2 separate regions of the Homo sapiens genome follow, and region 1 is linked to region 2. Evidence: read pairs that join two places in POLR2A ChIA-PET (ENCODE). Cell type or tissue: PC-9. All regions are shown on one strand.

What was found. Peaks named below come from ENCODE experiments on the same cell type or tissue, not always from the same donor. Only the 100,000 strongest peaks of a DNase experiment are listed, where the experiment ranks them.
Region 1: POLR2A ChIA-PET joins it to region 2 with 5 read pairs; 1 of 35 experiments calls an interaction of 5 or more read pairs at or near these places.

The regions. Positions count from the first base shown.
Region 1 is chr5:57,801,656-57,805,655 of GRCh38, reverse strand. No RefSeq gene overlaps it. Among named protein-coding and RNA genes, the nearest start is that of LINC02225, 96 kb to the left of the region's middle. In PC-9, no CTCF peak of the experiment used is centred here; a DNase peak (open chromatin) is centred at 1,545; H3K27ac peaks cover 1,171 bases.
Region 2 is chr5:57,480,598-57,484,597 of GRCh38, reverse strand. It overlaps ACTBL2 (actin beta like 2), which reads left to right and starts at 1,787. Exons shown (of 1, transcript NM_001017992.4): 1 at 1,787-4,000. The coding sequence starts at 1,891. The coding sequence ends at 3,021. The region is part of intron 1 of RMEL3 (enriched in melanoma 3); the gene reads right to left. In PC-9, no CTCF peak of the experiment used is centred here; a DNase peak (open chromatin) is centred at 1,697; H3K27ac peaks cover 414 bases.

The DNA of each region.
Region 1 (4,000 bases), 320 kb before region 2:
TACGTATATAAATTCTTATTTTGGTCTCTTTTGACTCAAAGGAGGGAACTAAGAAAGAGGTCTGATCTATTTTAGGCCCCAAATTAAGGATGACCAATTTAAAATTCATCAACACAGTATTTATAAATAAAACAAGACTCAGTTGAAGTGATAATACTTCCTCCCTGTCTCCCACTCTCTGAAGTGTTGCAAGCTTACCTTCAGGCCTAAAATTAGGGCAGCCTTGCTGAGTCATTAATAAATTTTGCCCCTATACCTCATAAGACCATAAAATCCTTGACAACAATACTTAAAAGCTTGTCTTCCTGAGCCCACACTTCTCTCATGGAACCAGACCCAAATTCCATTATGGTTCCAGAAAACTATTCCTGGCAAATCAGATCATTGCCAGTGACCTAGAGGCATCCACTTACTTTGGCAGAGAGGGTATTTTCCTCCTTACAGAAGTAGAAATGAGGTTATCTTCCTTAGCTTCAATCAGTCACCAAATTTCCCTTATTAGTGATTTATTTTGAGAAGAATCTTTCTTCTTATGGGAACTCAGAGATTCAGACATACTGTTGGGATTGGTAGGGACTTAGTGTTCATAAAACCCAAGTTCCTCATTGGACACCTAATAAACAACAAACACAGGACTATCAGGAGAAGTCTTATGTATAACTAGTAGATTAAAAAAAAAACTTCAGAGTTCTAGTCGTATTTCTCTTGTAATTACTCAACATCATAGTAACATGAAATCCAGTGGATAACATAAAATTACCCTATATTCAAACATTCACTCATTCAATTCATAATATTCATCAGGAATTTGTGCAAGCTCCTGTACTAGATACTAACTATAAAACAAAGAATACAATTGATGTGGTTTCTGCCTTCACAGGACTTAATTTAGTGGGTTACAAAGACAATATGAAAGGCAGCTATGATCATGTGATGCTTATGTATGAGGGAAGAACAGGGGTGTGACAGGAGCATATGGGTTGAGAAACTGGTAGACGGGGAGACCTAAAACATTCCTGAACATTTTTGGACATCAAGGAAGGCTTTCTGGATAAAGTAACACATAAGCTATACTCTGAACAATCAGTTAAGAGTTAGCTGAAAATGAGAATGGGGATAAAAAGGAGGAGTGTCCCAAGCAAATCCAAAGACCCAGAAGTAAGTGAAATAAAGCAAATTCAATGAACCATAGCCATGCAGTCTAGCAAGAACTCAGGTAGTCCAGGACAGCATAGTGAGCCACAAGGCTGGAAAAGCAAGCAAGACTCAGATTATAAACTGTATCATTATACGCTGCATTAAAGAGTTTGAACTTTTGTCTAAAAGTTTTGGAACCAAATAAGGAACTTTAGCATCTGGAAAAGATTACTGTGGTTACATTATGTATGGGAAATGAATTGGAAAAGAATAGACTTAAGCCAAGGAAGTCAGTTATGGGGAGGTTGCTTAGGAATCCAGACATGCGATGTTGTAGTCTGAACTAAAAATAGTGAATGCATTTCAGAAATATTTATGCAGTTGAATGGGCAGACCTGTGATTTACCAGGGCAAACAAGAATAGCCAAGAGCTTATCCCTCTCTATATCTCCCTTGCCCAACAGCACATAAATATGAGACATCACAGATCAAGCCAGCAATAAAACTCCTGGAGTAAACCACCTGACCTCCAATGCTTCTAGGTTAAAGTCTTCAAGATTTATAGGATGAAGTCTAACAAAAGCCGTCCTTTCTCACTAGTGTTCATTTTGCAGATACTTCTTGAGGGTCTCCTGTGTTTCAAGCATTAGCCCATGTCCTGGGAATAGAAATGAAAAGGACACAGTGTCCACACTTAAAGATCACTGTATTGTAAAGGAGGCAAATATATGAATGGATAATTATAAAACAATGCATAAGTAAAGTTTTGCTAACTCTGAATGAGTATATAGAAACACATAATCCAACCAAGGAAATCATGAAAGCCTCCGTGGGTACCTTCATAGGAGGTTTCCAGGGCTCATTCATAAAAATGAGTAGGAATACATAGAAGAAAGGAGGAAAAGGGAGGTATGGTATCAATAAAGGCATAAAATTAAAAAATTACATGGTTTCTGGATGAGGGACATAAGCAATACTGCACAACTGAGGCATGAAGTGAGAGGCAGAGTGCTGTAAGATAAAGGTCAAGAGGTTCATAGGGATGGCCTGCTGGGCCATGTTAAGAAGATTGTATTTTAACTGCTAGGCAATGGAAAGCTATTGAAAATACTGAAAATAGCAAAACATAAGTTTAATTTTCCTTTTTAGTATAGTGGTGAGTGAAAAAAAGGTCCAATAAAATCAGATTTGTGTTTTTGATACCGATACTATGATATATGTACAGAAAATGTGATTTAAAGGAATATATCTAAAAGTAAGAATGCAGGAGGCTCTTGAAAAAGTCAGAAAGAGAAATGATGAAGGCATGATCAGTGCCTGATATCAAGCAATGTTAGAGATGGAGAGAAAAATGAATGAGAGAATCTTAGAAGAAAACACAGGCAGAATTTTGTGATAGATTGTATTGGGATTGGTAAGGGAGCAGGACAAAAAAAGTGTAGTTAGTTTCTAACTTGAGGGACTGGGTAGGTCTAATCATTGAAATAGAGAATACCGAAGATGAGTTCATTTTGTTTATTGCATTATAAATGTCTAGGTAACATATGGCTGTAACTCTGGTATGTTGAAATATATGTAAGTCCAGATCATCAAGATGATGTAGACTTTTGAGTTATCAACATATGGGTGTCAAAGAGACTCTAGAAACAAATGGGGGCAGCTATTTATTTATTGTCTAATTGATCAAACACATATTTACTACTTTGTAAGTGTATCAGAATATTACATAGAGGAGAAGTGTGCCAAGAACAGAACACTGACAGCTAAAAAGACTAACATTCAAGAGGTGAAAAAAGGCAGAGGTATCTACAAATGAGACAGTGGAGAAACCATCAGATAGTTTCAAGAAGAACCAAGAGTGTGGGTATCACAGAAGTCAGGAAAACAGAAAGCAAAATGAATAATTCTAGTAAAATAAGGATTAAAATGACATTTGCAAGAAGACATAACTATCCTAAATATATATGCGTTCAACATTGGAGCACACAAATTCAGAAAACAAGTTCTTCTTGGCCTACAAAAAGACTCAGACAACCACCCAATAATAGTGGGAAACGTCAACACCCCACTGACAGCATTAGACACCCCATCGAGGCAAAAAACTAGCAAAGAAATCCTGGACTTAAACTTGACACTTGACCAATTGTAACTAATAGGCATCTACAGAACACTCCACCCAGTAACCACAGAATATTCATTTTTCTCATCTGTACATGGAACATTATCCAAGATCAACCACATGCTCAGTCATAAAGGAAGTTTCAATAAATTCAAAAACATTGAAATCAAACCAAGCACACACTCAAACCACAGTGCAATAAAAATAGAAATTCATATCAAGGGGATTTCTAAAAACTATGCAAATTCGTGGAAATTAAACAACTTGTTCCTGAATAATTTATGGACGAACATAGAAATTAAAGCAAAAATCAAAAAATTATTTGAAATTGATGAAAATAGGGACAACACTCACCAAACTGCCTGGGATACAGCTAAAGCCGTGTTAAGAGGAAAGCTAACGGTACTAAATGGCTTTATCAAGAAGTTAGAAAGATTTAAAATTAACAATCTAACTTTGCACCTGAAGGAACTAGAAAAAAAAGAGAGCCAACCAACCCCAAGGCCAGTGGAAGAAAAGACATAACAAAATTTAAAGAAGAACTGAATGAAATTGACATGCAAAAATCCATACAAAAGATCTTCTCTCTTTCTTTTGTTAATCTAGCTAGCTGTCTACCTATCTTGTATGTTTGTTTGTTTCTTGAAGGAGCAGCTCTTGGTTTCATTGATCTTTTGTATGAGGTACATTGGGAAAATGAGGCCCAAAATGATTAAATAAATTATTCGTAGACACATAAATAAA
Region 2 (4,000 bases):
TGTGCATGTAGTTTGTTATGGGATTTTAAAAAATTCCCAGAAGCACCATCCTATAGCAATAAAATGTTGTTTTAATCAAAAGCTTGGTTGTACTACATAACAAGGAAGTTCATAAAACCATTCAGTGTGAAGGTTTTTAACACTGTTGAAGAAGGAATTTTGCAGTTACAGAAAAGATTAAAGGAAAGGACTGTTTTGGTGAGCCCTAAAGCAAAACCATGGATCTTGTGATGAAACATACATTCTGCCATGACTGATTGTCACCAGAAAGGTTTTGAAGGCATATTACAGCACTGGATAAAATAAATCTATATCAAGCTATAGACAAAGAAGAGGGCTGGATGCTCACAGCTTGATGCTACACCATGACTCTCCAAGAGGCTCACTGGGCAAAGACTCAGGTTAGTTCTCCTGGCCTTGAGCTGGAGGGTGTTTTTTGTCCAGTAAATAGGGGCTGTGCTACCTCTTACAAAGCAAGCTTTATTGGGTAAATGAATGAATGATGAACCCAAATAAAGATTATTTTGGAGAACTCAGATGTAGACATGGAAAATTTCTTTGCTTTACAAGAGCTCACAAAGATAATTATATTCTATTCGCCTAACACATAGGGGAGCAGAAGTAATGAGCTTTCTTAAATGCTATTTCTCTGTAACACATTGCTGATGTCCTACATTTTACCATCATACACATCTTTTCAGGTAGTCTGTATTTCTATATGAAACATGGAACCCAAACAAATTGTTGCTATGAAGTGATCAGGGTGTAATATATCTTGAAATGGAAGGAAAGCTAGTATAATTCTAATTGTATAGATTTTAATAACTACATAGAGGTTTAATGTTATAATATAGTATATGTATCTTGAAGATCAAAATGTTTTAAGGATTAGTTTAAATATATAATTTTTCAAATTTGTCTTATCACTTCATTTTGTCCATTGTTGCAGAACTCAAGAGTTGTTGCAAATAAATAAATTTTTATAACCTGCATCTTAATAAATCATGCAAAATAGTTGACATTCAGTCATTATACAATTAACATGGACCCAATGAACCTGGTTCTATGAACAATGTCTAGACACAGTAAATGTTTAATGAAATTTGGTTGTTAGAAATTTATATCAGAAAAAAGTATCTATATGGGTTAACTTTAGCAATCATTCTATTCCTTTCGCTTGATCTCTGATGGATTAGAAGTCTATTAAATATCTCTACATTTTGCTTGACACAAGTGCATTGTAATTACAGCCATCAGGCCATCCTTAGCCATTTATTATTTTCATTTACTAAAACAGTCTCTACGATGATGACACCCTGTGGGATTAGGAATCTAATGGAAACAAAAATCTTGAAAAAGTGAAGATTGCAGGGTAAGACCCCTCATCAGAACAGTATCTTAAGAATGAAAAGGTAAGCTAGTGTAGGAAAAGTGAATCCTCAGGGACGCTAAGGAGGGAGCCTTCCTCCCAGCAGTGTTGCCATACCTAGCACCAGCTTTCTTTCATCTTGCTTTTATATCCCCCACTGCATCATCATAGTTATCTAGAGACCTCACCAGGCAGGCTGACGGTCATGTGTGGGTTGCCTAATTACAGGAACCTGAGATTTGACCACTTGGCAGCCAATTTTCTCTTTATGTAGAAAGATCTAATTGTTTATGTAATCATCACCATCATTAATACCTCAGAGATGACCTCATCCAGAAATGCTGGGAACTGGTGGAGTAGGACATGGGCGGAGTCAGTGTGTTCCTTTAAATACCTGTGGTCCCGGTGCAGCCTCCCGTGTCTGAAAGCATTTCTGGAGTGTTTTAGGCCTGTTCACTTTCTCTTACTCACTGTCTATTCACTTGTCCTGTTCACTCGTCTGGAAGATCTCAGCCAGCACCATGACTGACAATGAGCTGTCTGCCTTGGTAGTGGATAATGGGTCAGGGATGTGCAAGGCAGGCTTTGGTGGTGACGATGCCCCCCGGGCTGTGTTCCCCTCCATGATAGGGCGTCCTCGACACCAGGGCGTTATGGTAGGCATGGGCCAGAAGGACTGCTACGTGGGAGATGAGGCTCAGAGCAAGAGAGGCGTCCTGACCCTGAAGTATCCTATCGAGCATGGAGTGGTCACCAACTGGGACGATATGGAAAAGATCTGGTACCACACATTCTACAATGAGCTCCGTGTGGCACCAGATGAGCATCCCATCCTCCTCACCGAGGCACCCCTGAACCCCAAGATCAACCGGGAAAAGATGACTCAGATCATGTTCGAGGCTTTCAACACACCAGCCATGTATGTCGCCATCCAGGCTGTGCTGTCCCTCTATGCCTCAGGACGGACCACAGGCATCGTGATGGATTCTGGGGATGGGGTCACTCACATCGTGCCCATCTATGAAGGTTATGCCCTGCCTCATGCCATTCTACGCCTGGATCTGGCAGGGAGAGACCTGACTGATTACCTCATGAAGATCCTGACAGAGCGAGGCTATAACTTCACCACCACTGCTGAGCGGGAGATTGTGCGAGATGTCAAAGAGAAGCTGTGCTACGTAGCCCTGGACTTTGAGCAGGAGATGGTCAGGGCAGCCGCATCCTCCTCACCGGAACGGAGCTATGAACTTCCTGATGGGCAGGTGATCACCATTGGGAATGAACGCTTCCGATGCCCTGAAGCCATTTTCCAGCCTTCCTTTCTGGGCATTGAGTCCAGTGGGATCCATGAGACAACCTTCAACTCTATCATGAAGTGCGATGTGGATATTCGCAAGGATCTCTATGCCAACACCGTGTTATCTGGAGGGAGCACCATGTACCCAGGCATTGCTGACAGGATGCAGAAAGAAATCATAACCCTGGCACCCAGCACCATGAAAATCAAGATCATAGCTCCCCCAGAGCGGAAGTATTCTGTTTGGATTGGGGGCTCCATCCTTGCCAGCCTGTCCACATTCCAGCAGATGTGGATCAGTAAGCAGGAATATGATGAGGCTGGTCCTCCTATCGTTCACAGAAAATGTTTCTGAATGGGCTTCCATATTAGTGGGCTTACATTTTCCCTTTTCCTAGGTCACAGTGATGGTACTGCTTTTATCCGCTTTCAGTAGAATCGAGGTAAATACGTCACTCTTCCTAGTGTAAACCAGCAAACCCATCTCTCCATCCAAGTAACCTGGGCTCTTACCCAGATAACCACATCCGGTTCTCCATCAAGTGAAGGTGAATTCTAATACCATATTCCTTTTTCTTTGCCTATACTGTTCAAAGATAGGTAGGCCAGCTTAAATACATATAAGTGACAAGGAGTAAAATCACGAGAAATGTCATTTCAGAATGGATAACTATAATTATCAAGCTTTAAAACTTAGTTCTCGCTAAAATATTTAACAAGAACAGGCTGTATAAACTTGTTTAAAAAAAAAAGGTGCGTATGCATTTAGCAGCCGTGTCTTACTAGTTAAGTATCTTTGTTTTGTTTACTTCTTTGTATGGAGATAATGAATTATAAAGTTCAATAATATCCATATATACATAAGCACCAGGGAAATAAAATATATTGTGAAATATGCTGATGTATCTAGCTATCTGAACAGCTAATGTGAATTTCTTTACTCCCAAAAGTCATCGTTGTACTAGGTACATATTTTAATTGTTTCCCTTACTAAATAAGCATAATGAGACAGCCACCATTCCATTAATGTTTATAAATCATCTAAATTTTCAGCTCATAGTGGAGTTCTGCTGGTCAAATTATATTTTAATATCTTTCTTACTGAACCTTCTCATACCAAAACTACAGACAATGTCTAATTCTTAAGAGAGATAGATATTATAATATCAAATTAATGTCATTATGGTACAATTTGACAGAGGTAATTTTATTTCTATTTCTTAGTGTAATAGCACATCTTAAATAATTTCTGTAGACCAGGATTACAGATACTTCTCTTGTGCAAGGATTTCACTGTGGGAAAATATAGCTGCAGCATCTTTATTAATTATACA